Linked DNA regions of Mus musculus: all the other regions are linked to region 5. A link is a loop called in an ENCODE intact Hi-C map of the cell type or tissue named here. Cell type or tissue: left cerebral cortex. All regions are shown on one strand.

Region 1 (4,000 bases), 170 kb after region 5:
GCTTATGACATGCACTTGATACACACAATAAAAGGAAAGAGTCAACTCTTGCAAGTGGTCCTCAGAATCCCATATACACCCGGGCATATGTTCCCACGCACGCGCGCGCACGCACACACACTCTCGCAGAACAATATAATTTAAATTTTTATTTTGGGATAGGATGGCTTCTGTGGAATGTCACCACCTCTGGCCTCCACATGCATGGTTTGAGCATATGCTCTATCACATGCAATGCTTGGAGACCAAGACCATTCCCATCAAATATGTCCTTGGTGATTCATCCAGTTTCACTTTCTCCAGTTTGCTTCTTATTTTCTAATTAGAGTTCACCAGCCTGCACTTCCACATAGCAACAAGAGTTTGCTGTTTAAATAACAGATGAAAATAACAAATTGAAGACAGGCAGTGGCGGTGCACGCTTTTAATCCCAGTACTTGGGAGGCAGAGGCAGGTGGATTTCTGAGTTCGAGGCCAGCCTGGTCTACAAAGTGAGTTCCAGGACAGCCAGGGCTACACAGAGAAACCCTGTCTCAGAAAAAAAAAAAAAAAAAGACAGACAGACAGAAGGGAATTAAAAGAATTTCTGAGTTCAAGGACAGCCTGGTCTACAGAATGAGTTCCAGGACAGCCAGGGGAACACAGAGAAACCCTGTCTCAAAAAAAAACAAACAAACCAACAAAAAAAAAAAAATTAAAGAAAGAAAGAGTGAGGAAGGAAGAAAGAGAAAATAACAAATTGTCATTTTTGAATATGAATTACCTACAAGACCTTTGTCTTTCTTACATGGTTACTCAGTAGGGTAAGAGAAACAGTCTTCATAAGAGCTGTGTAAATTCATGTCCATGACATTTTTTTCCCCTATAAACCTCAGTGGGTCCTGCTCATCATTACTGCCCGGCAGGCAAGGAGTACTTGTACTACTTTCATTTCTATGACATGGAACAAAGCAAAAATGGATAAATGCTTAAAATCATGAAGCTAGAAAGAAGGGAGACTGACAGTGGAGCCCAGTACTGACATCTGGCACTTGCTAGTCTGATCTTACCTCCTTTTCTGTATTCATTTTAGTTTACTGCAAGATTTTCAGTGCAAACCCAAAGTATCAAGTCATATTAAATGCTTAATGAAATTTGTGCTTAGGATTTGTATTTTTTCCTAGCTGGCTCTCCCTTTTGTTCTAGGTGGTGAGATCTGCTGAGGAAGCTGCCTCCGTATTGGCTACTTCCATTAGTCCAGAGCAGTGCATCAAAGTGCTTTGTCCCATCATACAAACCGCTGACTACCCTATTAATCTGGCTGCAATCAAAATGCAAACAAAAGTGATAGAGAGAGTATCCAAGGAGACCCTTAACATGCTCTTACCAGAGATCATGCCGGGTCTAATACAGGTAAGCTGCAAGGCTCGGAGAAGTAAGTCGGCATGCGTGGGGCTTCATTTATTTTACATGGGTTTCAAGCAACACTAGTTGCACAGTCAAGTCTGCAGTGGTCAAGACAAGATGTTGCATTGTAGGTATGGGTGGGTCGGTTTACATATGGTATAAAATTCGTACCATAAAATGTACTACTTCTTTACCCCCAAAGTACACAGTCTGGTGTTGTTAAATACATAATGTAGTGTCATGTAACCATCACTAATGTCGATGGTCAGAATTTTCCCATCATTGTATACTAGCATTCTGTACCCACTAAGAAATAAAATACAGTTCTCCTAACCTCCCTCTCAGGTCCCAATAATCTCTATTCTGTTGTCTCTGACCTTAATTATTATAGATTTTTCATATATGTAAAAACCATAAATATTTGTTCACTTATTTAATACTTTGTAGGTTCATTAATTTTATGTCGGATTTTCACTCTATCATTTAGGAATGTTCATTTGTTTATCCATCATTAAATGTCTGGGTTCTGCTTTTTTCCTCCTTTTTATTACTGTAACTATTATAGTCCTTGTATGCATCTACCAACAGAAATCTATTGCCACATCTGTCTTGAAAGTGGTGATACTGAATATGTTTTATATATATATATATATATATATATATATATATATATATATATATATAGTTACATATAGTTATATGTGTGTGTGTGTGTATATATATATATATATATATAGATAGATAGATGCACTGTGACCGTGACTTTGTCTCTTATCCCAAACATATAAACATTTTAGCAAAACTGGGATCATATTTTGCAATATAGACACATACTGTAAGACTCTGTTAATATTCTTAATGTAGTTTAGCAGCAGAACAGTATTCCGTACTATATATATTGAGTCTTTTTAAAGACAATGGGTAATTTATTCCCTTGCACTTACAGTATTTTATTTTTGACTTTGCCCTGAGCTTTGTTACTCACTGTGTCTGTGCAGGGCTGTGTATGCTTTGGTAGAAAGCACAACATGCACATAGTCATGTATACTCCGTATACAATGATGCCTTGGGATGTGCAGGTATTAGCCGAGAGCTTCTGGAACTCCAGGCTCCCTAGTTCGTTTGCTTGCGCTTTTGTGACTGTAGCCTCATGGTGGCCTCAAACTTGTAGCTGTCTTCCTATCTCAGATTCCCAAGTGCTGGGGTTATAGGCTTGTACCTGCATGTGCAGCCTAAATTCTGATTAGTTTGATGCAAAGCCTTATGACAAGTAATTACTGAAAACCTGTCAGAAAAGCACAAGAACCATGCTTTTACAGTATTTGTATTATAAACCTCTAAAATAGAGTATATAGATAGTAGGGCTAGAACAAAGAGCAATAGCAGTCTATAGTATTTTACTATCTGTGAATATTTCACATAAAAATTTTCCCCCTGAGCAGCTAGGATTGCATACTAGAGAGAGAGAGAGAGAGAGAGAGAGAGAGAGAGAGAGAGAGAGAGAGAGAGAGAGAGAGAATGAATATGAATGAAAAGGACAGATACAGTAGTGCATGCCTTTAAATCCCAACACTTGGTAGGTAGAGTTATGTTCATCTCCATGAGTTCCAAGCCAGCAAGGAAAACTGAGAAGACCAGAGAATGGGAGAAAAACTATCTAGACAGTGGTGGCATATGTGTGTTTAATCCCAGCACTAGAAGGCAGAGTCAGGCAGATCTCTGATTTTGAGATCAGACTGGTCTACAGGGTTCCAGGACAGCCAGGGCTACACAGAGAACCCTGACTCAAAAAACAAAACAAAACAAAACAAAACAAAACAACAATAGAATGGGGAAAAATTATAAATTAGTATCTGATAACAATCAGGACATACGTAAAGGCGTATTCTAACTTAACAACAAGAGAATGTTTTTAATGGAAAAAAGCTTGTAGGACATTTCGACAAACAAGATTTACAAGTAACACAGCCAGCAAACAAGTGGAAAAGTTGGCTCTCATTAGCACTTATGGAAATACTCATCAAAACCACAATGGGGGGCAGGAGGAAGCTAGAGAGAGGGCTCAGTGGTTATAACAGTGCCATGCTTCTTCTACCTACCCACCCCCATGCACACACACTCTTGAAAATGTATGTTTAATTATTATTCTATATATATAGGTGTTCTGTGGCTGCATACATTTGTGTACCACATGCATGCTGATATCTGTGGAAACTAGAGGCCTCAGATCCTCAGTAACTGGTGTTTTAGATGGTTGGAAGGTACCATGTGCATGCTGAAAACAGGGCCCAGTCCTCTGGAAGAGCAACCAGTGCTCTTAACCACTCAGCCATCTCTCCAGCCTCTCTTTCAGAGGACCCAAGTCCAGTTCTCGGCACCCACATCAGGTGGCTCATAACCACCTGTAACTCCAGCTCCAGAGGATCCAGTGCTCTCTCCTGGCCTCGGCAGGAACCGCACTCATGTGTACCAACTCCTGCTTAGACACACAGATATCCACAGAATCAGAAACAAAAGTAAACTGAGGCCAAGCAGTGGTGGCACGCGCCTTTAATCCCAGCACTCAGGAGGCAGAGGCAGGCGGATTTCTGAGTTCGAGACAAGCCTGGTCTAC
Region 2 (4,000 bases), 160 kb after region 5:
GGAGTGGTTTTCCTTCTTCCACTGGGGGTTCTAGGGATATAGTACAAGTGTCCAGGCTTGCTCAGCAGCAAGCACCTTTACCCAACAGGCCATCTTGCTAGCCCTAGATCAAATTCTTGATTCATTAGTCAGTAGCCACCATGACCCTTTTGGAGGCCTTTTGTAAAATGTCTTACAACATCTATTACAATTAGTAGCCTAAGTTTTGTTATTGGTTATACATCATGGCTTGCTTCATGAGATTATCCATTAAAATTACAGAATGTTAAATCAGAGTTTAGGAAAGAAAAATGTATCAGATCTTACCACCGAATCTATTGGTTAATAGATTTGTGACAATTTTGCTGGGTAAATTCTAGCCTTAATTGAATTTAGAGTTTGATTATAGAATTCATCACATTAACATTATGTTCATTGTTCATTTATGTACTCTGCCTCATCCATTGAGATGACGTAGGAAGTGGATGCTCTTGTTGAAAAACCACGCCTACCTGAGTTCAATCCCTAGGTCACCATGTAACGTGAAGGAAGAGAACTAGTCCACAAAGCTTCCTCTGACCTCCACAGACACACTGTTGTACCCACTCCCACCACAAGCATGTCACAGACACAATGTCGTACCCACCACAAGCATGTACTAGAATACTTGTTTTTTATTTCAAAATCCTCCTGCCTTTTTTCTTCTAACTTTATCTTTTGTTTTTGAGAATAATGGCAGCAAGTCTAAGTAGGTGAAGTACAGTTGAGCTTCTTTTCTCTACTGAGGACTGCTCCCAATGACACTAGAAGGTGTAGCTGCTCCTGCTGGCCTCGAACTGCCCATGTGGCAGAGAATGGCTGTAGATCCTCTGCCCCAAACTCCTGAGTGCTAAGAATACTGACAATCACTAGCAACTACACTTGTTTCTTCTTCAACTAGCGCTTTTATTACTTGTTAATTACAGGGACTGTAAAGCTTTCTATAAAGGGCCAGGTGGCAAATATTCTAGGCTTTTAATCCAAGTGGTCTGTGGCCTCCCTTCCGTTCTGATCTTGTACCAAAGCAGGCACAGGGAGTCCCAGCATACATAAGCTTGGCTGCGCTCCAGGAAGACTGCATTTATGCATACTGAAACTCGAATTCTGTATACTGTCCATGTTATAAAAATATTTATTTAAAAGTGTAAGGAATCTGTCTTGGCAAGATGGCTCAGTAGGTAAAAGTTCATGCTGCAAAGTGTCTGATGGCCTGAGTCATTGCAGTCCACACACACACACACACACACACACACACACACACACACACACGAGTATAATTTTAAGACCAGGCATGGTGCTCCATGCTTTTAAGCCCAGCAATCATCAGACAGAAGTAGGAGAATCTCTGGTATACATAGTGAGTTCCAGGACAGCCAGGGCTAAACAGAAAGGACTTTAAGAATAAATACAGTGTTAGCTGGCTATAGTGATATTTGCCTATAACTTCAGAACTTTGGAGGCAAGGCAAGAGACTCTTGAGTTTGAGGCCTGGTTTTGGGTTACAGAGTGAGTTTGTATGTCAAAAATAGATAACTCTTTTCTTTATAAATATCCTCAGATGTGGTTATTTCAGCATACATACGCTGGCAGAACACTCATACACATCAATATAAAAATCAAATCAAACAATAAAATAAGTAAAAACTAATGCTATCTTTTTCACAGTGCATTTGATTACGATACAGAGAACATGAATTCTGAAGACATTTATAGCTCCCTTAGAGGCGTCACTGAGGCAATCCAGAATTTCAGCTTCAGAAGCCAAGAAGATATGAGTGAGCCAGTGAGGAGGGACCCTAAAAAGGAGGATGGTGACACAGTAAGTGTTCACATGTTCTTACCATGTGTTATCATCATGCCCAACGTGAGTGTGTGTGTTCATGTGTATGCAAGTTGTTAGTTTATTTTAAACTTTGCTTTCTGGTGTGTTCATATATAATTCTTTAGAAGCTTAAGTCACTCTCCAAGTATTTACTGTCAACCATGTACATACTAGTGAGTTTTAGATGTTATATCTGTAAGAGAGAGCTGTGCCCTAGTTCTTTTTAGACTCCTAACTAAAAATGTGCCAGATAGGACTGTCAATGTACAGTTTACACTCTTGAGTCAGGGCATGGAGGCCTCTGTCAAATGACATTTGGACCAAACCAGAAAACCTAAGAGGAGAATTCTGTGAACTAATTAGCCCCATTTTGCTAATGTTTAAGAGGCTATTTAAGAAAGATAATATCATGGGCTGGAGAGATGGCTCAGCAGTTAGGAGCACTGACTGTTCTTCCAGAGGTCCTGAGTTCAATTCCCAGCAACCACATGGTGGCTCTGGTGCCCTCTTCTGGCATGCAGGTATATATGCAGATAGAGAACTCATACATTAAGGAAAAAAAAATAGAGAAATAAATAAATTTAAAAAGAATAGAGTTGAGGGCTGGCAAGATGGCTCAGTGGTTAAGAGCGCCGACTGCTCTCCCGAAGGTCCCGAGTTCAAATCCCAGCAACCACATGGTGGCTCACAGCCATCCGTAATGAAATCTGACGCCCTCTTCTGGAGTACCTGAGGACAGCTACAGTGTACTTACATATACTAAATAAATAAATCTTTAAAAAAAAAAAAAAGAGAGAAAAAAAAAAAAAAAGAATAGAGTTGAGATACATTAACACCCTTGCCCAAACACCAACATTAATACAAATACTAGCATCAAGAGTATCATCACCAGAAACACAATCATCTGAATCTACGGAGTGACTTCATGCCACACTTCCTGCTGAGAACTCTACACACAGCCCTCATCCTGTTTGCAGTCTGTGTGCACCCAGTACAAGTCACGCATTGGTTTTGGCACTACTGGAGGCACCGAGATAACATTTACTACTGCTGTAGCGACTACATGCAGGTCTAGGATAGGGAACCTCAGACCTGGGTGGTAAGACTTTCTGACAACCATTTTTATGGACCAGGGAAAACCAAGTGAAAGAAAAGGCAGGTGGGGAGTCCTTCAGAGCAGTACAGCCCTTCATGTGCTGAAATGCGGCAGCTCTGTGGATACTGAGCAATAATTTGCTCAATGGGAATGAAGGGATGGCTTATTTTAAAGGAAGTCTAAGCTGCCAGAGGCAGAAGGAAAACGTAACTACTGATATACCATAGCAGAGGAAATCGGTTAAGTAATAAATAGCATCACATGTCAGACAAGTAGGTTATAACATTCTCTGTTTGGACCACACACTGACGATGCAGACTGCTGTTACTACAGTTCATATGGGAAAATATAAACTCCCATTGTTTCCACTGTGAGGCTCGGGGTTAAGAAGCATGATCTAGTGTGTTCAAGGTCAAGCCAGTGGGTAGCTCATCTGCTGGGACCGGCCGCATCCCACTCTCTTTTCTTTCCCTATTTATTTTTTTCCATCACAGTATGTTGATTGATTATTTGGGAATTTCACATCAGGCATCCCAGTCACACTCACTTCCCAGTTCTCCCAGGTCTACTCCCCACCTAGTGATCTCTTCCCAGAAAAAAGAATGGAAAAAAAAAGTTTATTTTATATTGCCCATATACTCACTGGATGCTCACAGCCATCTGTCATGGGATCTGATGCCCTCTTCTGATGTGTCTGAAGACAGCAATGGTTTACTCATATACATTTAAAAAAAAAAAAAAGAAAGAAAGTTAGAGGCTGGGAATTGAACTCAGATGCTCTGGAAGAACAGGAAACTACTAAATCATCTATCTCTCCAACCACCAAGAAACATCTTTTTAGAGTATGAAGAAGGTATGTAGAAATTAGCTAACTTGCTCTGCCTTCCTCTTCCTGTTAACAGATATGTAGTGGTCCTGGGATGTCAGATCCAAGAGCAGGAGGTGATGCTGCTGACGGCAGCCAGCCAGCTCTGGATAATAAAGCATCGTTGCTCCACTCAATGCCACTCCACTCCTCTCCACGCTCCCGTGACTATAACCCATATAACTACTCAGATAGCATC
Region 3 (4,000 bases), 99 kb after region 5:
GCTCGGAACTATCCTTAACTCCAGGTCTAGGGTATCTAACAACAGCTTCTGATCTTCACAGGCACCATGCACACATGTGGTGCACGTATATATGTGCAGGCAAAACATTCATACACGTAAAATAAAATGTAAACATTGAGAAGTCTCTCTCTCTCTCTCTCTCTCTCTCTCTCTCTCTCTCTCTCTCTCTCTCTCTCTCTGTGTGTGTGTGTGTGTGTGTGTGTGTGTGTAAAGAAAGCTGTCCCAACAGCTATCAATTCCAAATAGTTCCTTTGTTAGGATGTATGTTTGCATCTACCCTTCTCTGTACCTACATTCACTTCCTTACATTTTTCTAGTTTTAATCACTTACCATCCTCACAGCACCCAAAGCAACTGGCCTAATTGTTTTCTTCATTTACAGTTCTGTTGTAATAGTGGTAAAGCAGTGTTTCCCACCTTACTTCCCTTCTATTAGTCTATTTCATATCCATTTCCTTTACAAATGGATTCTTCTTTATTTGGTCAATTAAATATTATAGATAATTAAGGGTTACTTCTGGATCCTAACTTCCTACTTGCATTTTGTTGCTTTATGACTTCAACAACATGGCTTTATCTAGTACCTGTATATTGATTATATCTAATTTTACCTCTAAACCAGACCTCTGCTGAGCATTAAAATTATTTTCTTTTAGGGGCCTCAGAGACATCTCAAACACAACCTGTCTAAAATCAGAATCACAATCTCCCTTCTTAACACTTGATCTTCCAGTATTCTTTATGTGGAAACCATCTTTCAGTCAGCTAGAGAAGTTAGGAACCAATAGGACATTCTAACCCAATGTTCTTTGCATACCAAGGAGACACATGAGGAGCCCAGGGACAGAGGGCTTGAAAAATTATGGAGTCACTGGAGTGAATTATTGAGTTACTTTCTCCCTTTTTCATGGTTTAGAGAAGGTCTTTAGATTGTCTTCCAAGATAGCACCTTGTACTACAATTAGACGTGGTATTTATAATAGATATATTATATTTGTTATATATTATAAATATAATATATTTATTATAAAATTTGCTGAAAGGACCTGTTTTAATTGAGTTTTGTTTTCCCCCTTTTAGAGACACAATGTAGCCAGGTGAGTTATATGCTTAGTCTATTCTGGCACTAGCCCTTTTTTCAAATAGTTTTACAAAACTAAAGCATGTCTTTTTAACAATATTTTGTAATATTGTATAAATTATGTTTTTGGGAAGTTGCTCCTTTTTTGTTCCTTGGACATCTGCTCCATGGGAAGCATTCTAGAAGCATGTTTGAGGTTGTCCTTGTGGGGACAAGGAGCAAAGAGGGCTGAAAGGAAGGCTGTTGGGGCATCTACTCTCTGTCACCGTCTCCACTGAAAGTGTAGCTAGGGTGTGAAATGGCCTTTCTATATTAAAAAACTATTTCAAACACTGGTGCATCGTTTTATGTTATTTACAGCAAGAAATTTTGTTCTAATTTTCAATATTTTCTTTTAAGATCTATTCTAGTCGAGAACTTGAAGAGACGTTAAATAAGATCAGGGAAATTTTGTCAGATGACAAACATGACTGGGACCAGCGTGCCAATGCGGTAAGTTTTCTCATGACCTTCCTTTCTTATCCCTGTCTTCTTAGCAGCACTCCTGTTCAGAACTTGAGGAGAGCATGCACTCAGCTGTGATGCAGGCTGAGTGGTCATGAGTTAAAATCTGACGGTAATATTCTTTCTCTGTGGGAAATATGGCTGTCATAGGCATTGTTGGCTTTAGATTGTCTTTTCTTCTTCTGTTTTTGCTGATCATCTCAGTGCATGTCCTGCAGCCTGGTAGCCAGTGAGGTTGAGAGAGCTCTGGCCTGGCCTCTGTGGAGTCACCTAGCTACTTATCAGCACCATTGTCATTGCACCCTGAGTCATGAGGACTTGCCAGAGAAGAGATTGACTTCTCCTGTGAGCTCGGCATTTGTTCAACATTGACATAATTTTGATGCAGGGTGTCTATTCATCTGACTCTTAAATATAGTAAATGTGGTTGACTTATTTACATTTTTGGTCATCCTTGAGCTAGGAATGGTTTATTTGCAGTACATTTCTTGAGGAAAGTATTAGATGAATGTTAAAATAATGTTTGTGTTGACATCAGATCTATATTGTATTTCACATTCTGTGATACCAATTTTGTCAGATGACAGTGAGTGCCTCAGTATCCCCAAGGCCGGGAAAGGGCTGATTTGAAGATGCCTGTGCTCTGAAAGCCTCTAGTCTGGCTAATAGATATTCCTGACAAATAGTTCTCTTTTAATATTATGCATTACAGATGGTTTTCCATCTATATGTTTAGAAGTCTGTATTTTTGAATGTTTAACATATTGTTCTTAACACAGAAAATAGTGCTCTGAATTTGTTTAAATATGATTTTGTATTTACTTTTAAAGTTGTACATCACATATAAGTCACAATTTAAAAAATAAAACAACTTTTTCATTGATGACTTACGGAGAAACATCACAGATTAAAATAAAAGACGAACTTGAACCTGAAGGTTTTTTGTTTTCCTTTGAAAGTAGTCATTCAGAAATAATTAGTCTGAATGTCTTGGAGTCTGTGCATTCAAATCAACATAATACCCTCCACTCCTTTTATTTAAAGTAAGCAATGCTTAATCCCTCGCTCTTTTTTACTTAACAAATTGTACCTATACAATATTCCTGGTTAAGCGAATATACATGTTAAGCGTGTATTGACTGCTCAGATATTTACTGAATGCTGATTGGTGTGTACATACATTCTTTAGTTTGATATATGTATGTGTAACTCATTAAACTCATTCTCATTTGACAATGACAGAGTTTTAAAGTTTTTTTTTTCTTTTTTCATTTTAATGATGTTGGTGGGGGTACTTTTGTTTGTTTATTTAGATAGGATCTCTCTGGTATTCTTGGCTTGCCCTGCAGGTTTCTATGTAAAGAAAGCAACCACTGAGAGAGGGGGTGGGGGAGGGAGGGAGAGGGGGAGAGAGAGAGAAAGAGAGAGAGAGATTGGCCTACTGCTCTCTGCCACCTGAGTATGGGATGAAGTCAGTCTCCACCAGGCTCAGCTTTAATGATATAGTCCATGTCCTTCTGCTGCCTTTCCCTTGATACAGTGTTAATAAGTATTCCATCACCAAACTGAATCCCAGACCTTTGCACATCCTTGTAACAATTGTTTCCATAGGCTAGAGTATTTACATGTGGGTTCTTGGTAAAGAGTGCATGCAGCTTTATTTCTGTAGATGAATAAAGGTTTTAGTCCTTCACAAATTTACTCAAACTTTTTTGTGAGCGTTTATTTTCTCTGGTGTAGTGTAGTCTATCAAGTGTGTAAGGTTTTTGCCTGTCCGATGTACAGATAATATTTTCTTCCAGCTTTGGCTTCCTTGTCAGTAGTGCAGCTGAACACAGTTTTATATATGTACTTTATCAATTTATTACTAGTTTTTCTTTTTCTCTCTTTATTTTCATTTCTTATGTATTGATTGTATTGTACTTGCTTAGCATGTATGAGACCTTGGGTTTGAGCATGAACACACACACACAGCTTGGAAGGGAGAAGGAAAGGCAGGGGTGAGAGACTATCAATAGATAATGATAGTGGTTGTCCAGTGTTGTAAATGTACTTAAATGTTACCAATTAAATAGTTTAAAATGATAAATTTCAATGTTAATTACATTTTTCTGTACTTTGGAAAAGAATGATTAGAAAAATGTAAATTTTCTTTTTTATGTGAACATGTATCTGTTCCATATGTATCTAAGCTTGTAACGCTGCTTCCCAGAAAGCTTTGTATTGATTTGTGTGTTTATTTACACAGTGCATTCAATGTGACGAAAATTTCAGAATTTTGTTATGTAAATTTAATGAAACCCATAAACTTAATTGTAAAGAAAAACCTTTAGATGTTTAGATGATGTAATTTGGATGACTTCTCTGTAGACTCTCAGCTCTTATATCAATAAT
Region 4 (4,000 bases), 79 kb after region 5:
AAAATTCTGATCCTTTTGCCTTCAAACACTCTAAGCGCTAGGACTGCAGGTGCATGCCACTGCACCCAGCTGAGGATGATGGGACCTAGGGCTCTGCATGCTAGGCAGTACCTCCACCAACAAACTGTACCTCCAGCCTCCAGCTTAAGGTTTTAAACTTAGAAAGACACTAGAGTGCCTGCTCATGACCTCGTGACCCAGAGATTGTTACTGGTAGCATTTGAGTCCTTCTATGCTGAACTTCTCTGTTCTTTTTGATGGGAAATGATGTGTTAGAACATTGTAAAGCTTTATAGACACAAATCTATTCTAGTTCTGCCTTAGAAAGATAAACATATCTTTAAGAAAAACTGCCTGTGTGAGACTTTCTTAGCCTCATTGTAGTTGATCCATGTAAATAGAAGTTTATAATAATGGCTGCAATCCCAAGCTTATATTTATATTTGTGTACATCCTAATGAAGTTGAATTCTTGAATATTATTTTTATAATGTGCATATTCTGAATTAATTTTTTTCCTTTCAACTTAGTCTTTTTAAAAAAATTTTTATGTTGCTTGCCAATGATAAAAACTTGAACACATTGTTTCATTTTAAATATAAAAATCATGGCAATTCCTACAATAAACAATATAATTAAATTTGAGGGGCTGGAGAGAGATGCTCAGCAGTTAAGAGCGTGAACTGCTCTTGAAGAGCAACCATATTTGGTTCTCAGCATTCACACTGGGCTGTTCACAAGTACCTGTAACATCCAATGCCTCCAGTCCCTGAGGAGGGCCCTTGCACACATTTGTACACACTCATACACTACATACAGTTTTAAATAGTCTTTCAAAACCTTGAATACTGTCTTGCCTCAGTAGTGTCACCAGTCTGAAATAACTGCTGTGTGTTCTCTGTCCTTCTGTGGTGTCAGTCCTTTTTATTATGTAGGTCCTAAAATTAGATTCTCTCTTCATTAATGAATATATTTTTCAGTATTAAGAATGGAAGCTGTTGCCTCCACTTCAATATCTTTTCTTAGACTGTTTCTGCTACTTTAACAGTATGCCTTAGACTGGATAATTTATAGAGAGTAGAGACTTACTTTCTCTCTCTCCCTTTTTTTTTCTTTCTCTTTTTTGTTTTTTTTTTGAGACAGGGTTTCTCTGTGTGGCCCTGTCTGTCCTGGAACTCACTCTGTAGACAAGGCTGGCCTCGAACTCAGAAATCCGCCTGCCTTTGCCTCCCGAGTGCTGGGATTAAAGGCGTGTGCCACCACGCCCGGCTAGTCTTACTTTCTCTTTTAAAGGGATATTGAATTTGCTACTGGCATGTGCTGAAGGTCTTCTGCTGTAGGTTACACCACATGCCAACAGTGTCCAGGTCTCTTTCCCTCTTATAAAGGGAAGTCTCATCAAAGCAGCTTACCTTGCCCCTTCTCCCAAAGGCCATCTCTTAAAGACCGTAGTCTGAATGTGGGGAACACAGTAGGCATCTGCACATATCTCGGCCTCAAACTTTGCCCAACTTGATTTTCCATAATTTTTATTACAAAGAATTTTTACATGTAGCACAGTTGGTAAATAGTAAACACTTATCACTTGTATGTATAACCAGTAATTCCCCATATTCCTTTGTCTTGTCTTCAGATAGATTTTCACAGCTATGCTTTTGTGTACAAAAACATGACATGACATTTCACCCCTAGTTATTAATATGCATCTCTTTAGAGTTAGAAAGCATGCTCAATTATGACCACAGTATGATTGTTGAACATAAGAAACTTTTGTGATATTATCTAAAATAGTCACATAACCAATTATATCTCTGGGACATTGATATTTTAAAGCCTTACAGTTGTCTTTTGCATTGCCCCAAGTATTTTCTGACTTCTATGTGATGTTATTTCATTTGTTTCTATAGCCTTTTTATTTTATAAAAATTGACTTCTAACATACATGCCTAGCTCTCTCCAAGTGTCCTACGAAAATTCCAAAGTAGCGTTAGCTTTGCCTTCAGAGCGAGGATGTGTTTGTTCTCTCTCAGATAGCTGGTGACTTCATTCCAGGCGAGTTTGCCTTTTCCTTTACAGTGTCTTATCTGACTGTAGTTAGATGCCTTTTAAAGTCTTGTATATGTGCTCTGAGCTTGCCCACTGCTTTGCTGTTCTTTCCTGCAATGGCTGTGTATTCTGTTGAATTTCTATTGCTGCTTATGGTTCTTTTCCTCTTAATGTTTGGACTTTGTTTTTCAGTCAGTTACTTTTATCATCAGAAAAGCTTCTTTCTTCACTTTCTTTTTTATTCTGTCTGTGTAGATGCTATTTTGGATTTTCCTGCATGATGTGTATTCTGCGTTTGGAATGAAGCTTTGCTCATTTAAACTGGCCCTCTTCTGTTGGTCTGTGGAAATGCATAGCTACATGCAGTGCCAGAGTTCTCCTTCTGCATCTGGAATGATCATTTTATCTCTCTGGAGCCTTTTTGTTTCTTCTTTTCCTTTGCCCACCAATCTTTGGAGGGTACTTCCACCTTTTAATCACCACTTAATTATGGTCTTGGGGGACACCTTCAGCAGATCCTGAGTTGCCTCTGGTGGGCTTAGTCATTTCTGTCCCTTGCTTACTTGTGAATTTCAGCTTGAAATATTTTTCTTCTTCATTATTTTTTTTGTTAGCAAGCTCTGTAGTTTTGTTTACTCTTTTCAGTGTCTATAGATTTATATAGAACATGTACTTGAATATTTGCATTGACTAGATATCTGCATATTCACAGAGTCAGTGTCTACTGTAACTTTTGATGTTGTTTTGCCTCGTTTTTTTTTTTTGTTTGTTTGTTTGTTTGTTTGTTTTTTATGGGAGGACTCATTCTGTAGCCTTGACTGGTCTGGAGCTTGCTGTATAGCTGCCATGACTGCAAACTCACCGAGCTTCACCTGCTTCAGTGCTGGGATTAAAGGCATGGTTCTCAACTGTCATTTTTCTACTTGATAAATGTTTTTTTGTTTTTTTTTTTCAGCTGCATACTCCGTTAGCATCGTTAAATTCTGGGACATTAGTGAATAAGCTGTACTTTCCCCACTTTTTTCACTTTTTGTTATTTGTTTACTTATTCGATAGGTGTCATAGTAATCTTGCCTGTCCTGACTATATAGATCAGGCTTGTCTTGAACTTCTCTGCTCTTACAGCCTCTGCCTCCCTAGTGCTGGGATCACAGGCCTCACGCACTGTGCTTAGCTGAATCCAGGTTTCTTTGCTATGGTTTTTGTGTATGGTTTTGTCTGCCAGTGGTCCATGTGATGCAGACTTGCTCCTTAGGGTGACATTATGAAGAAATGGCATGTAACCTCGAAGAACAGGGCCCAGTGTGAGATGTTTAGGTCACTGAGGGTGCTCCTCTTATAAGGGATTAATTTTCATGGCCCACATAAAGAGTAAGCTTGGGCCAAAATCTATCTACATTCATACCTTGCCGCTTTGAGTGCTTCCTTTGTCTGCACAGCTTTCTTCCCGATGTTCCCAGTCTCAGGCATGTTGTCAAATTAGTAGAAAATAAACAGATACAGTTGTCATATTTAAATATTTTGTAAATGTATAGGTGCATTTTGAACTTTCCATTTTATTCTTTACTTGATCTATCCCTGCACCACAACTCATTAATCACAATTATTTTAGTTCTTAAGATTTTACATTTGATAGATAATATATTCAATTTCTTTTCTGCAGGACTTTCTGAATAGTTCTTGACTTACTGCTCATCTAAGTAGTTTTTAGTCAGTTTGGAAAATCCCCTTTTTTGAGCCTGGTTATTACTGCTGTACATGGGCAGACTGGACATCTATATGGTGACAGGTTTTCCTGTCATGAATATAAAGTTTATCTTTGTTTATTTGTGTGCTTTAAATGGCCAATACCTTTTTGTATTACTGTGATAAAACACCATGATCAGAAGCAAGCTGGGGAGGGAAGGATTTATTTTAGCTTAAAACTCCATCCCTGAGGGAAGTCAGAGCATCAA
Region 5 (4,000 bases):
CGTCAAGAGAAAATGTGGATCCATTTGCAAAACCTCGGTATCAACTGGAAACAGAAAGTCCTCCAGGGCGACTGTGGGGGTGGCAGCAGGAAGGGACAGCCAGGCCTGTGCCGAGGAAGAACGCGACCCGTGTATTCCGGTTTTAAGAGACGGCAGGGGCGGGGCAGGGAGAGAAGTACCAAAAAGTTTTGAGTCTTGATGATGGCGGCGGAGCGAATCGCCGGAGATGCCGGAATTCCCACACTGGCCTTCCAGGGTCGCCCACGCGAGGCGACCCACACGGCCCCGACAGCCCAAGGCTCGGGCCATCAGTAGCGCCACAGGCCGCAGCCCACAGGGGCTCGGGCGCGCCGGGAGGCCGGGCTGGAGGCCGGGCGCGTCGCTCTGACGTCACGCGCGCGCTGACGTCGCCGGCAGCCGCAGCCTCTGAAGCGGGGCTGGGACCGGGGGGCGCCGAGTTTGATTAGTTTAGGGGGGCCGTCCCCCGCCGGCCGCCGCACCCCAGGCAGCGGCGTCTCTGCGTGTCGGCGCGTCCCGGAGGCTTCACCGCCGCGCCTCGGCGGTGCTGCGAGGAAAGTTGGCGTGTAAGGGGCGACGGGCGTGTGAGGGGTGGCGGGCGCGGCCATGGAGCCCCGCGGCGCCGAGTACTTCTGCGCCCAAGTGCTGCAGAAGGACGTGAGCGGCCGGCTGCAGGCGGGCGAGGAGCTGCTGCTCTGCCTCGGCACGCCCGGAGCCATCCCGGACCTGGAGGACGATCCGAGCCGCCTGGCTAAGACCGTGGACGCGCTCACCCGCTGGGTGGGCTCGAGCAACTACCGGGTGAGCGGCGGTGCGAACGGGCGCGCGGCCGGGGCGGGCGGGCGCGCTGCCGCCGGGGTCCGGGGACGCGCTGGCATCGCCCCCCAGGGCTTGGGGTACGGCCCCAGGCGGCGGTTCGGTGACACGTTGCTGTGTTGCTTGGCGCTTTACAAAGTGGTAACTTGCGGCCCAAGGCTTTAAGACTTTGTAACGTTTGTCTACGCCCGATGGCAACGCCTGCGCTGAGATGGGGCGTTTGAGTACGGCGTGAAGTTGGACCGTCAAGTTCATCTCTTGCTGTTATACTTAATCTCCAGTTTCTTTTCTCTCTACCCTCTCTTCATCCCTCTCCGCCTCTCTTCCTTTTTTTTTCTTTTTTGCTTCTCTCTTCCTCCCTCTCTTTCCTCTGTCGTTCCCTCCCCGTCTCCCTCCTCTCTTTTCCTCTCCCCTCTCCCTTTCTCCCTCTTTTCTTTCGTAGTCTTTACGTGAAGGTTGAGATCACCCAAAAGCACCGTTAGCGCGTATTCAGGTCCTTCGCACGGAAGGACTGCTCATCTCATGGCATTTATTCACATTTCCCTTAATTGACAGCAGAAAGCCGTTGACCACTCATCAGTTCTCTTGTTTTCCCGCAGTTGGGACGAACTTAGATTTGAAACACTATGGTTTAGTTGATGCTGCAAACGAAGCGGGAATGGGGAGGAGTGCGGTAAGGTACGAGGAGGAATGGGTGTCCGGTCAGCATCAGGGAGTTGTTATGTAGCCACCGATGGAGAAAAGTGAATATTCTGTAATTAGTTGGAGTTGTTAGTGGTTACTTTTCTTTTTAGTCTTCTGGTGGCAGTATTGCTTTAAAATGCAGGCGGGAGCTCCCGTGGATGGAACGATTCTTAGTGATGTATCCAGCAAATAGGCTGTACTTTGAAAGCTTCTATCTATAGAGACAAGAAAAGCAGTTTTAATGATGAGATCTTTATGGAATTGTTGGAAGGTTAGACTTAGCAAGATTTAAAATAAAGTTTTCCTAGCACATATTATCAAATGTACATAATGGGTTTCACTGGCATCTTCATGCATGCATCTGTGTAATGTACGTTGTTCACTTTCACCGCTATTTCCCACTCTTGCTATTTCCATATAGTTCCTCTCTACCTTTGTATCTTTTTTTTTTTTGATTAAATGAATCAGTAAGCTTAAGGTTATTTAAAGGAGTATGGGTGAAGGGTTCAATAAAGGAACATGGGCATCTTATTAGTGACTGCATCACTGAAGAAAATATTTCCCCTATAATGTTTAAGGCCAGATTGGACTATATGATGAGGCCCTGTCTCAAAAAAAGGGGGGGGGGTAGGGGGCTTGGGGAAAGCTAATATTTACTAAAATACAGGGAGTATTAATTTCTTTTGAAGAAATTACCTAGCTCCCCTTACTGTGTAAGCAAGGCACATGTGTGCTCAGCATGGCTGTTTTGTGCTGTGTTGCAGCACTGGCTATTGTGGGAAGTCAGCCCGTTAGTAATGTTGGCTCACTGTCTCTAGAGGAAGCTGCTGGGCTTCGTTCTCCACACTGACAGTGGATTGCCTTGGAGCCTTTGCAGCCCTCAGATGTTTGTCCACAAGTGGCAGTAGTGATACCACAGTTGTCAACTCTGTTGTCACATCTCTGAGCATCCAGCTAACTGGCTAGAGTCCTTCCAGGAAGTATCTGATGTTCACACATTCTTTCCATGTTCCTTACAAGATACTTAGCCTGAGACAACTTAAGCAGTTGGAAGTGCCACAGGCCTTACAGCTTTGTCAAACACTTTCTGGTAGCGCTGCTCATTAGTCTTTATTTCTGGTACATGAATGAGTCACCTGTCTTCCTTAGGTCAGTTCCTTGGTTCTGCCATTAGATGCCACGCCTTCTTCTCTACTCAAGGACACTCATCACCCAGTTTTCTCCTTCAGAAATTACTAGTTCTCAGTACTTAATATTTTAGCATAAAACCTTTTCTAATGTTTGTTAGAGGGTATTCTATTCTAGTGAGCCTGTTATTTGGGTTTTATTTGTTTACTTACTTATTGACACAAGATTTCACTTCTCACTATGTAGCCCTGGCTAGCATAGAAGTCACTGTGTACACTAGGTTATCCTTAGATTCACAGAGATAGGCCTGTATCTGCCTCCTTTCTCTCACCTAAGGACTGGGATTAAAGGTATGTGCCACCACTCCTGGTTATTTTTAGTTTTTAAAAAATTATTTTTTGTTTTATTGTATATGTGTGTGGCTGTTTTAAATGCATGCATGTCTGTGTATGTGTGCATGGCTTGTGCCCACAGATACCAGAAGAAGGCATTTGCATCCTTTGATTTACAGACAGTTGTGAGCTGCCATGTGGATGCTGGGAATAGAACCTGGGTCCTATGGATGAGCTGCCAGTGGTCTTAACTGCCAAGCCATCTCTCCAGCCCTCATAGCTAGAGTATAATTAGTATGGTGTTAAGATAAAGTTGGAGGCCAGTGGATATACAGATGTACAGGGTTTAAGTTTGTTTATTTTTTCGAAACAGGGTTTCCTGGGGCTTAGGTTGGCCTCTATTTTACTGTACATCTAAGGCCACATGATCCTATTTTAAATGTGGTAGGCTTTATATGAGGGACAGTCCTTTAGTTCTTTGTTGGAAAGGAAAGGAATAGCAGAAGAAATCCTTGGTAGTAAGGCCTGGTTTGGTAGCAGAGACAGTGCTGTGATTTTTTTTTTCTGTTTCTTTTCTCTTTCTTTTTCTTTTCTCTCTTCTCCTCTTCCTCCTCCTCTTCTTTCTTTCTTTCTTTCTTTCTTTCTTTCTTTCTTTTTTTTTTGAGACAGGATGTGGTGACTTGAATGACAGTGGCTCCCTTAGGCTAATATATTTGAGTCTTGAGTACTCCCGTCTCCAGGTGGTGGACTGTTGAGGAAGGATTAGGAGAGGTGTGTGTGTGTGTGTGTGTGTGTGTCCTTGTTGGAGCAGGTGCGTCACTGAGGGAGGGCATTGGCGGTTCACAAACCCACACCAGGCTTGGTCTCACCTCTCCCAGTTTTCAGTTCAGGATGTAAGCCCTCAGCTACTGTTTGAGTGTCATGCTAGTCTGCTCCCTGCTCTGATGGACTGGTCCTCTGAAACTGTAAGCAAGCCTTCAATTAAGTGCTTTCTTCTATAAACTGCTTTGGCTGTGGTTTCT
Region 6 (4,000 bases), 52 kb after region 5:
AGACCCCAGACTTTTATTTTGAAGTGGAGTAGCAGCTGTTGGCTATTGCGGTGCAGAGCTGCAGCGCGGCCTGGGTCACACAGTGCTCCCGGTGCCTGTAGGCTGCAGGCCGAGCCCAGTGGCGCAGGCACTAAGCTACACTTATTTTGCTGTGATATTTGACCTTTTGGTTTGAGAGAGCTCCCTGGACCATCTGAATGGCTATGGGAGATGGTGAGTATGATTCCTTTTTCTTGTTGTGCTATGTTATACACTTGGTTTTAAGGTGATGATTGTTTGCTATGTAAGAGATGTATTTCCCCTCAGAATGAAGGACATTTACGTGCTTGTGTGTATTTTTGCTGTATATGGGGTTTTTTTTTTGGGGTGTCTTTCACTTGATGTGTCAGTGTGGGGTCTGGCAAACATAAGGTGGGATTTACCTTGCAACCCAAGCACGGCTTTTTCAGTCTTTGGTATTGGGTCACCAAAGGGTAGTGGAAGGGTCAGGGAATGTGTACAGGAGCTGTGGAGGAGAATGTGGCCTTTGGAGCAATGGCAGATTTAGGCAGGGAGGTTTGATTAGCTAGCTTGACATCTTTCCTGTTGTATTTGACAGAATTTCAATTCCGTGGTAATAAAATACTTAGAGAAGCAAAATGGCTTGCCATGGATACTATACTAATTAGTATGCTTGTGGTTTGTCAGTGTCTCTAGTAAACATCCTTTAAGAAATTTATATAGGACATAATTTGATCACACATTGCTTTTGTTGGTGTTTTGGGAAGGACAATCTTAAAGACACCTATTTCAATAGTATTTTATACTTCTCAGAGGCACTTTCATATACTTTATATACATTGTCTCATCAGGCACAAATGACCAGTGAACTACACAGATATTTGGTGTTTCCATTTCACAGATTAGGAAACTAAGACCTGCTGAAAGGTGTGTTCCAGGTCCAGGCACAGAGCAAACTGGGCTGAAGCAAGAGCCGCAAATGTGTATCTGCTATTGTCCTTCTTAACACTGTTTGAGCTTTTTATTAAGATGCTTTGAGATATGTTTCATAATAACATCATTATCAGAGATGTGTACAGGGGGACTGTAAGGTTCTACCGTGTTTTTTCTCTTTTCTGTTTCTCTTTTTTTTCTGGTGTGTATCTGTGTGTCTAGGTTCTTAATGATTCCTTGCTTGGATTTTTAGGTTTTAAGTCTTAATGTCAGCCTTCCTATGATTAGATTATGACCTCTGTCCTCCAAGAGTTGGTTCTCTTGGCAATATTAGGAATAGGTTGCAAACTTACCAAGTTGCTGTTATTGATAGTCATTTAAAGTATTTTATGTACATTGAAATAGAAATGTGATAATACATTTTGTATTACACATTGTTATGAGTGATTTTGAGAATTTATGTAATTTTTATATGGTCTTATGTAAATAATTTAGATATACTTTATTAAAGTAAAAACATTAAATTAATTTCTCACATACTTAAGAGCATTTCCAAGTTTCTTAGGAAGATTAAACAACAAAAATGTTTAATTTTTAGGCAACTGAATGTTGCATTTGCTTTGAACCATGTCTAGATTTTATTTTATTTTTTTCTACCTATTTTTGGCTGTCCATATATGTTTATTTGGTTTTTATTTTCTAAATAATACATACATTCAGACAGGTTAGGAATATATTGATTTTGTTTTTCATTCAAAGTAATGACCTCTTGTAAAGTTTCCAACTAATTTTCTTTCTTAAAATAGTAACATTTTTGTTGGGTTAAAATATGCCTTTTTAAAAAAACCTTAAAAGTCTGAATAATAAAGAAAGGCAGTAGGCTGTCAGAATGAATAGTTTTAACATTTGGTATGATTACTGAGTGTGATGAGTTTCTCACATACAATTTGAATGTGTGAACACCATGCACAATTTCATTGCTCTATTCCTATTTGCACATTTAAAAATTTTAACTATGAATATAGTGTGTAAATATCTTTTAAAAATTGAAATGATCATATTACAAAAAACTCTGTAAACTTGTTCATACTTTATGCAGTGAGATCTCCTGCCTTTTATATGCTTTAACATAAATATGCTTTCATATATAAACCTTCAAACAAATTCTGTGTTGATTGTTGTTTATTTGTGTTAGGCGTGGGGACTGGGGAATGGAGCCCAGGGCCTCACTTCCTCTGTGCAGTATTTTACTGCTGAGGCACATCCCTTGAAAGCAGTCATTCTGAATATACTTTTGACATTTGCTATGTCTGCTCAGCACATGAAGTGTGTTACTATCATGCTGTCATGTGTTATTCTACCTCTTCTGTGTAAACTGTTGCATGGTCTTCCACTGTATACATGCAGTATAACTATTTCACCTTCAGTGAAAGTTTACATCCTTTGCCATGTATAATTTTTCCTAAGTTGGTCTGGGACAGACACTTTTACCCAGGCTGTTTATGTGAGTACAGAGACGTGCATTTTCCCCCCAAATACTCTGTAAGTAGCATTTTAGAACTTAAAAGTCTGCCTTTAAATTGTGTTAGCTGTAACAATATTCCAGAAATACGTTATTATATACATTCCAACAGTAGTACCTACTAGCCAATATTCTTTTCAGTTCATTGCTTGCTATTATTACTTGTTTAAACAATTTTCCAATCATATCAGTGAAAAGTATTTCAGACATTATCAAACATAGCTGCTTTCTGGCAACCCTTCTCATCTTCATATGACTCGTGTGTGTATGTGTGTGTGTGTTTGTGTTCTCTTAGCTGCCTTTTGGTTTGCTTTATTTATTTGGTCTGCTTACTTACACAGGTGTATGTGAAAGCCAGAGGTTAGTGCCTTTCTTCATTACTCTTGTGTATTTTCTAAGACAGTATTTCTCAGTCAACTTGGACTTCACTGTTTAGCTGGGCTGATTGGCCAGGAAGCCGGTGGGATCTATCCATTGCAGCCATCCAGAGATAGCAATGAAGCTTTAGATATGGTTTGCTGTGTGCCATGCTCAGCTGTTTTGTGGGTGCTGAGTGCTTAGTGTTTGTACAATAAACACTTACTTTACCCACTGAGCCATCTCCCTAGTCTCACCTTGTGGCATCTTTGACCAAATCATTTGACTTTTTATTTGTTTATAGTTGATTTTTAGATATTCCAGTGATGTCATTGGTGGTTTTATTTTAAGGTCAATTCAGATTTATGAGGTCCTGGAATGACTTACTGCTTGGTGAATTCTTGAGGGTAGATTTTGGATGTTTTTAACTTAAGTTGTCTCATTCTTAATTCCAAAGCATAAAACCAAACATTTTGAGTAATTATGTAATATTATGCTCTAGGCAGTCAAATCAGAGAGGGTTAATTAAAAACCTGTAGGATTATTATGTGGTACTGACGCCTGCATTTGGCCGCAGAAGCATGAGAAAGGAATTTGGCCTTTTGTTGTTCCTGCAGAATGGCTGGAAAGAAATAAGGTTTTGTTACAAATGGACTTTTCCTAAATTTTTTATATTTCAATATAGTCTATTAAAAAATTAATATTTTAAGAATATACACAACTGGACCAGGCATGGTGGCAAACTTTAACCCCAGCACTCAGGAGGGAAATGCTTTGTGATCTCAAGGCCAGCTTGGTCTATACAGTGAGTTCTAAACCACCCAGGGCAATGTAGTGAGATCCTTAGGGATCAACCTTCCATGAGATCCTTTGGCTTCTAGGATCACATGTAACTCATCTGAAATTTAGTTTAAGAGGAATAGAATACTGATGCTGAAAAGATCCTTCTTCCTTGCTCTTGAACATTTTTTTTTTTTTTATGACACACTAGGATTGTATGATGTAAATCACAGGAGAGAAACCTGCCTTTTACTTGATGGTGTAAGGCCAGTATTTTCTACTAAAATCAATGATAGGATAAAAAAAATAAATGTATGGAGAGAAAGTAAATTACAAGGATCAAAAGAGTGGATGGTCCTGAGAATCAGGAAAGCCAGTGCTGTGCAGAATAGTCCAAGAAGAGATGCC
Region 7 (4,000 bases), 110 kb after region 5:
GTGTTTGTGGCTGTAGATGCTGCGGGCAGTGACAAGAGCAGCACACACTTAGTGTGGGGACTGGGTACACAGAGATAACAACACTATCATTTCCTAAATACCAGAAATAGTGCTTAATGGCTAAATAAAGAATGAGAAAAGTGAGTATAGCCACAACGAAGTGATATATATTTATGCTGAAGTTCTATATTTATAATAAGCACTTTATTGCTTACTTCACTAAAGAAAAGCATAAGATTTAGAAATTGGAGAACATTCTCCTAAAAACTATCTCATCACCATTATTACTCTAAAAGGGGAATTTGGGTCAGTTTAGATTTGATTTACAGTTTCTTTTCCTGGCTGTCCCATGGCTGTCCTTAAGTATAAGACAACAAAAGCACTCCATGTCATGCACAGTGTCTCATGCTTTTCTAAAATATCTTTTTCAGCATACCCATGTACCTAGACTTATTCCTTTAATAACAAGCAACTGCACATCAAAGTCAGTTCCTGTAAGGAGGTAAGTGTTAGGGGGAAAGGGCTTCTAGTATAAATTAGGTAATTCATTTAATCCTTAGTTTAGTGTAACAATTAGTTATAACTTCTTAATATTACCTTTTCCAATAAAACCATGATATAATTTTTTCAAATTTGTTTACCTTTACTCCTGAGTGTGTGTGTGTGTGTGTGTGTGTGTGTGTGTATGCATGCGCCATAGTAGACTCGTAGAAGTCAGAAGACAGCTTTCAAGAATCAGTTCTTTTCTTCAACTGTGTGTATCCTGGGATTGAAAATACCAGGCTGGTTGTGAGCACTCGTACAGTTGCTCACCCATCTCTAGCCCATGATACAAGCTTTTTAACCACCTCCCATTTAAGGGCAAGTGGGTGGAGCAACTGCTGTGTGCACTCAGGTTTCTCACTTAAGCTGTGGCTTATTTACTTCTCTGGTTGACTTGTTCTCCAAAGTATAGAGTTAGAAATAGCTAGAATCCCACAGGTGTCACTGTTGTGTATCTCAGTGCATATGTAAGTCATGGGCTGATTGAGCTCACCCCATGGACTGCAGATTGAACACTAAGAGTTTATAATTTGTGTGTAGAAGACAGGAAATAGATAAATCAACATTGTTAGTCCCTTTCTTTCTCGTCATGCTCTTTGGAAGCAGTCATTTCATTTGACAGAAGGTCTTGCAATATAGCCAGGCTGGCCTTGACCTTAGAATTGTTTTGCCTTTGGTTTTCAAGTACAAAGATTTCAGGCTATGCACCACCACATCTAGCTTGATTTCTTCAAAACGTATTGCCATCAGTGATTAGGACCTAAAGGCTAATGGTGTACATTTGTGGTAGAGCACTGGTCTAACACTGGAGAATCAAGGCTACAGTGAGTGTAAGGAAAGTGCTGTGTCTTTACGTGCGGTATTTGTACAGTGTATGTTGGAGAACAATGCAGTTTGCACAGCATTTTATCATTAGACAATGGCTGAACACGCCGTTTTGTCCTTTACGTGATTTAAAAATTTTAGAAAGTTATGTAGTCACCTCTTTGAAATCTTAGGAGTCAGAAATAAGATCCCATAGGTGAAATCTGGCTAACAGCTCATTTTCCCAAATCCTACAACTGAAGAAAAAAATTAGAGATTTAGGAGAAAATACATGTGTCTTTGCTTTAAAATTCTATGTGCCTATATTTAAAATAGAAGCAAAAGTTCTGTACTATTATGTACTTATCACTGCGTATTCCTTTAAGTGTGTGATCTACGTTGGGTCTACATAGCGCGTATGGATTCTGAGGACTGCTTTAATGAGCCTGTTCTCGCCTTCCACTTTCATGTGTGCCTCCCTCTCTCTGGGCTCCAGCATAAACACTTCGCATTTAACAAATATTCTGCAATTAAATTATAGGCTTCAAACTTCCTTTAAACTATCTAGCATAGTAATAGTAAAATACTTTAAGTTTGTTTTTGTTTTTCTAATTAAGATAATCTGAAAATAAGTCTTGTGTGTTTAATTCAGAGGCAAAATGAACTATTGTAAAAAAAGTGATATTTCTCAGTGTGTTTAATTGTAATTTAACATTTATTTTTCAGACGTTCATTTGAATTTTTAGATTTGCTGCTGCAAGAATGGCAGACTCATTCACTGGAAAGGTAGGCACCCCACCCACACAAACAGCATCAAGAGTCTCAGCCTTCTTCCCGGCAGTAGGCACGCTGCTGTGTTGTTTACATTGTGTCTCATCTGTCTGGAGATGTGTGTCCTTGTGTGTCTTCCTTTGAGCTGGGATGCTGTGCTCCTCCTGTGCATTCAGGTTTGGTGTCTTGGGTGACAGCTCCTTAGGTAGACTGGGTTATATACGATCCTTCACATTGCATTGGGTAACATTTTACCAAGCACATACGAGGCAAGTTTCATGAGCTGCAGTCTTGGAAAGGGCTTCCTGTTTAAAGTAAGAGAGTTATTTTGAAGAGAAAGTTGTTGGGCTATTTCCCCACATTCGCTGAGATGTGTCACTGGACAGCATCTGTTGTCATTTTGAGATGAAGGAAAGTATGACCAGCTCGTCGGCTCTTTACAGGGCTGTGTATTACTGTTTCATGCCACCTTTCAGTTTTGAAGCATCAGCAGTAACCTACATTTTTAGTGAATATATTGCTGATTTCTATTTTTAATTGAATTCGTTACATTTATTTTTAGTTTAAGAAATTATATGTATAGGTATGGGGGTGTAGGTACCCTAGGAAACCAAAGGTGTCAAATCCCCTGAGACTGGAGTTATAGGTAGCTGTGAGTTGCCTAATGTGGGAGCTGGGGTCAAACTCCAGTCACCTGCAATAACAGTATGTGCTCTTAACTGCTAAGCAATCTCTACAGACCTTATAGGTCTATTTTTTTAATTAAAAAATTTAAAAACATAGACACAAAGTATTTCATTTTTGTTTGTTTTTTGGCAGCTACTATTTTATTTATTGGTTAGATCAATTGTTCTCAACTTCTGAGTCTTGACCCATTTGGTGGTCAAACAACCCTTTCATAGGGGTAACATATCAGATATTTATATTACGATTCATAACAGTAGCAAAATAACAGTTATGAAGTACAACAAAATAATTTATAGTTGGGGATCACCACAACACCAGGAACGGTACTAAAGGGTTGCAGCAGTAGGACGGTTGAGAGCCCCTGGTTTAGATCAAACTTGTAGCAAATCATTTTCCACAGTTGTGCGATAGTGAGGAGCCCACCATACAGGCATTTTCCACCATCAAGTTTATAATTTTTAAATTTAAATATTGCACATTTATTTACCTGTTGTCAGGATTCTATAAAAACACTTCCAGATTTATAGTCTCTGAAGTATCAGAAGGAAGCAGTATATGGGTGAGCTGTGTGGGGAAGACTTAGAAAATCCTCTAGTCTTTGACCAGGGCAGACCTGCAGTCCCAGCTAGTGAGGATAGAACATAAGTCAGGTTGACCAGGCTGCATAGAAAGATTCATCTCAGTAAGAAAAGAGAGAAAAGGATGTTAGGTGTTGTATTGCACACTTGCAACCTCAGTACTCTAGAGGCTGATGAAGGAAGATTGTGAGTTCAAGACCATCCTGGACTTTGTGGCAACACTGCCTTTAAGGGGAAGTGGGGTGGGGATGTTACAGTCTTAATTATTTCACTAATTAATCTTTCACTTTTCCCTCTCCTTTGGGGTAGATGTGTATTATGTAGGAATAACTATTGTATGTGGTGAAATGCAGTATGAAATATTAATGTAAAGATGCTTTTATTGTGTAGACATGCAGCTGTTTTGGTTGAAACGATTAAGAAGGGCATTCATGATGCTGATGCTGAGGCCAGAGTGGAGGCAAGGAAGTAAGTTTGTACTATATTTTTGTGACAATCTAATTAAACATATTTAAGGTATTGTGTTTCTTTAAAGGAATTATGTTGAGAGGTGATTCTATTACCAATTTCCCAATTACTCTGTTTGACTAATTCTAGCAAAATTAAAGTGCATTTTA

Evidence for each region. Hi-C counts contacts between places; a loop is a spot of excess contacts. Peaks named below come from ENCODE experiments on the same cell type or tissue, not always from the same donor. Only the 100,000 strongest peaks of a DNase experiment are listed, where the experiment ranks them.
Region 1: it touches region 5 in a loop (4-fold over the local background); 15 of 42 quality-filtered maps call a loop at or near these places.
Region 2: a loop joins it to region 5, with 3 times the contacts of the local background. A loop is called at or near these places in 12 of 42 quality-filtered maps.
Region 3: it touches region 5 in a loop (4-fold over the local background); 3 of 42 quality-filtered maps call a loop at or near these places.
Region 4: a loop joins it to region 5, with 6 times the contacts of the local background. A loop is called at or near these places in 9 of 42 quality-filtered maps.
Region 6: a loop joins it to region 5, with 6 times the contacts of the local background. A loop is called at or near these places in 12 of 42 quality-filtered maps.
Region 7: a loop joins it to region 5, with 2.4 times the contacts of the local background. A loop is called at or near these places in 6 of 42 quality-filtered maps.

Annotation. Positions count from the first base shown.
Region 1 is chr9:113,910,225-113,914,224 of GRCm38, forward strand. Clasp2 (CLIP associating protein 2) reads left to right here. Exons shown (of 40, transcript NM_001114347.1): 38 at 1,186-1,392. All of the region lies in intron 3 of Gm39439 (a long non-coding RNA gene), which reads right to left. Among named protein-coding and RNA genes, the nearest start is that of Gm39439, 19 kb to the right of the region's middle. In left cerebral cortex, no CTCF peak of the experiment used is centred here; no DNase peak of the experiment used is centred here.
Region 2 is chr9:113,902,159-113,906,158 of GRCm38, forward strand. Clasp2 (CLIP associating protein 2) reads left to right here. Exons shown (of 40, transcript NM_001114347.1): 34 at 1,684-1,837; 35 at 3,839-4,000. Among named protein-coding and RNA genes, the nearest start is that of Gm39439, 27 kb to the right of the region's middle. In left cerebral cortex, CTCF peaks have their summits at 2,358 (motif pointing left) and 2,562 (motif pointing left); DNase peaks (open chromatin) are centred at 1,077 and 2,325.
Region 3 is chr9:113,840,058-113,844,057 of GRCm38, forward strand. Clasp2 (CLIP associating protein 2) reads left to right here. Exons shown (of 40, transcript NM_001114347.1): 10 at 1,502-1,594. Among named protein-coding and RNA genes, the nearest start is that of Gm39439, 89 kb to the right of the region's middle. In left cerebral cortex, no CTCF peak of the experiment used is centred here; no DNase peak of the experiment used is centred here.
Region 4 is chr9:113,819,972-113,823,971 of GRCm38, forward strand. All of the region lies in intron 8 of Clasp2 (CLIP associating protein 2), which reads left to right. Among named protein-coding and RNA genes, the nearest start is that of Clasp2, 80 kb to the left of the region's middle. In left cerebral cortex, a CTCF peak has its summit at 2,391; a DNase peak (open chromatin) is centred at 2,364.
Region 5 is chr9:113,741,057-113,745,056 of GRCm38, forward strand. Clasp2 (CLIP associating protein 2) reads left to right here and starts at 417. Exons shown (of 40, transcript NM_001114347.1): 1 at 417-819. The coding sequence starts at 625. In left cerebral cortex, CTCF peaks have their summits at 1,626 and 2,386; DNase peaks (open chromatin) are centred at 177, 339, 813, 1,660 and 1 more place; H3K4me3 peaks cover 1,795 bases; H3K27ac peaks cover 992 bases.
Region 6 is chr9:113,793,254-113,797,253 of GRCm38, forward strand. All of the region lies in intron 7 of Clasp2 (CLIP associating protein 2), which reads left to right. Among named protein-coding and RNA genes, the nearest start is that of Clasp2, 54 kb to the left of the region's middle. In left cerebral cortex, a CTCF peak has its summit at 121; no DNase peak of the experiment used is centred here; H3K4me3 peaks cover 2,509 bases; H3K27ac peaks cover 1,320 bases.
Region 7 is chr9:113,848,050-113,852,049 of GRCm38, forward strand. It overlaps Clasp2 (CLIP associating protein 2), which reads left to right. Exons shown (of 40, transcript NM_001114347.1): 13 at 432-502; 14 at 2,074-2,133; 15 at 3,774-3,851. Among named protein-coding and RNA genes, the nearest start is that of Gm39439, 81 kb to the right of the region's middle. In left cerebral cortex, no CTCF peak of the experiment used is centred here; a DNase peak (open chromatin) is centred at 2,451.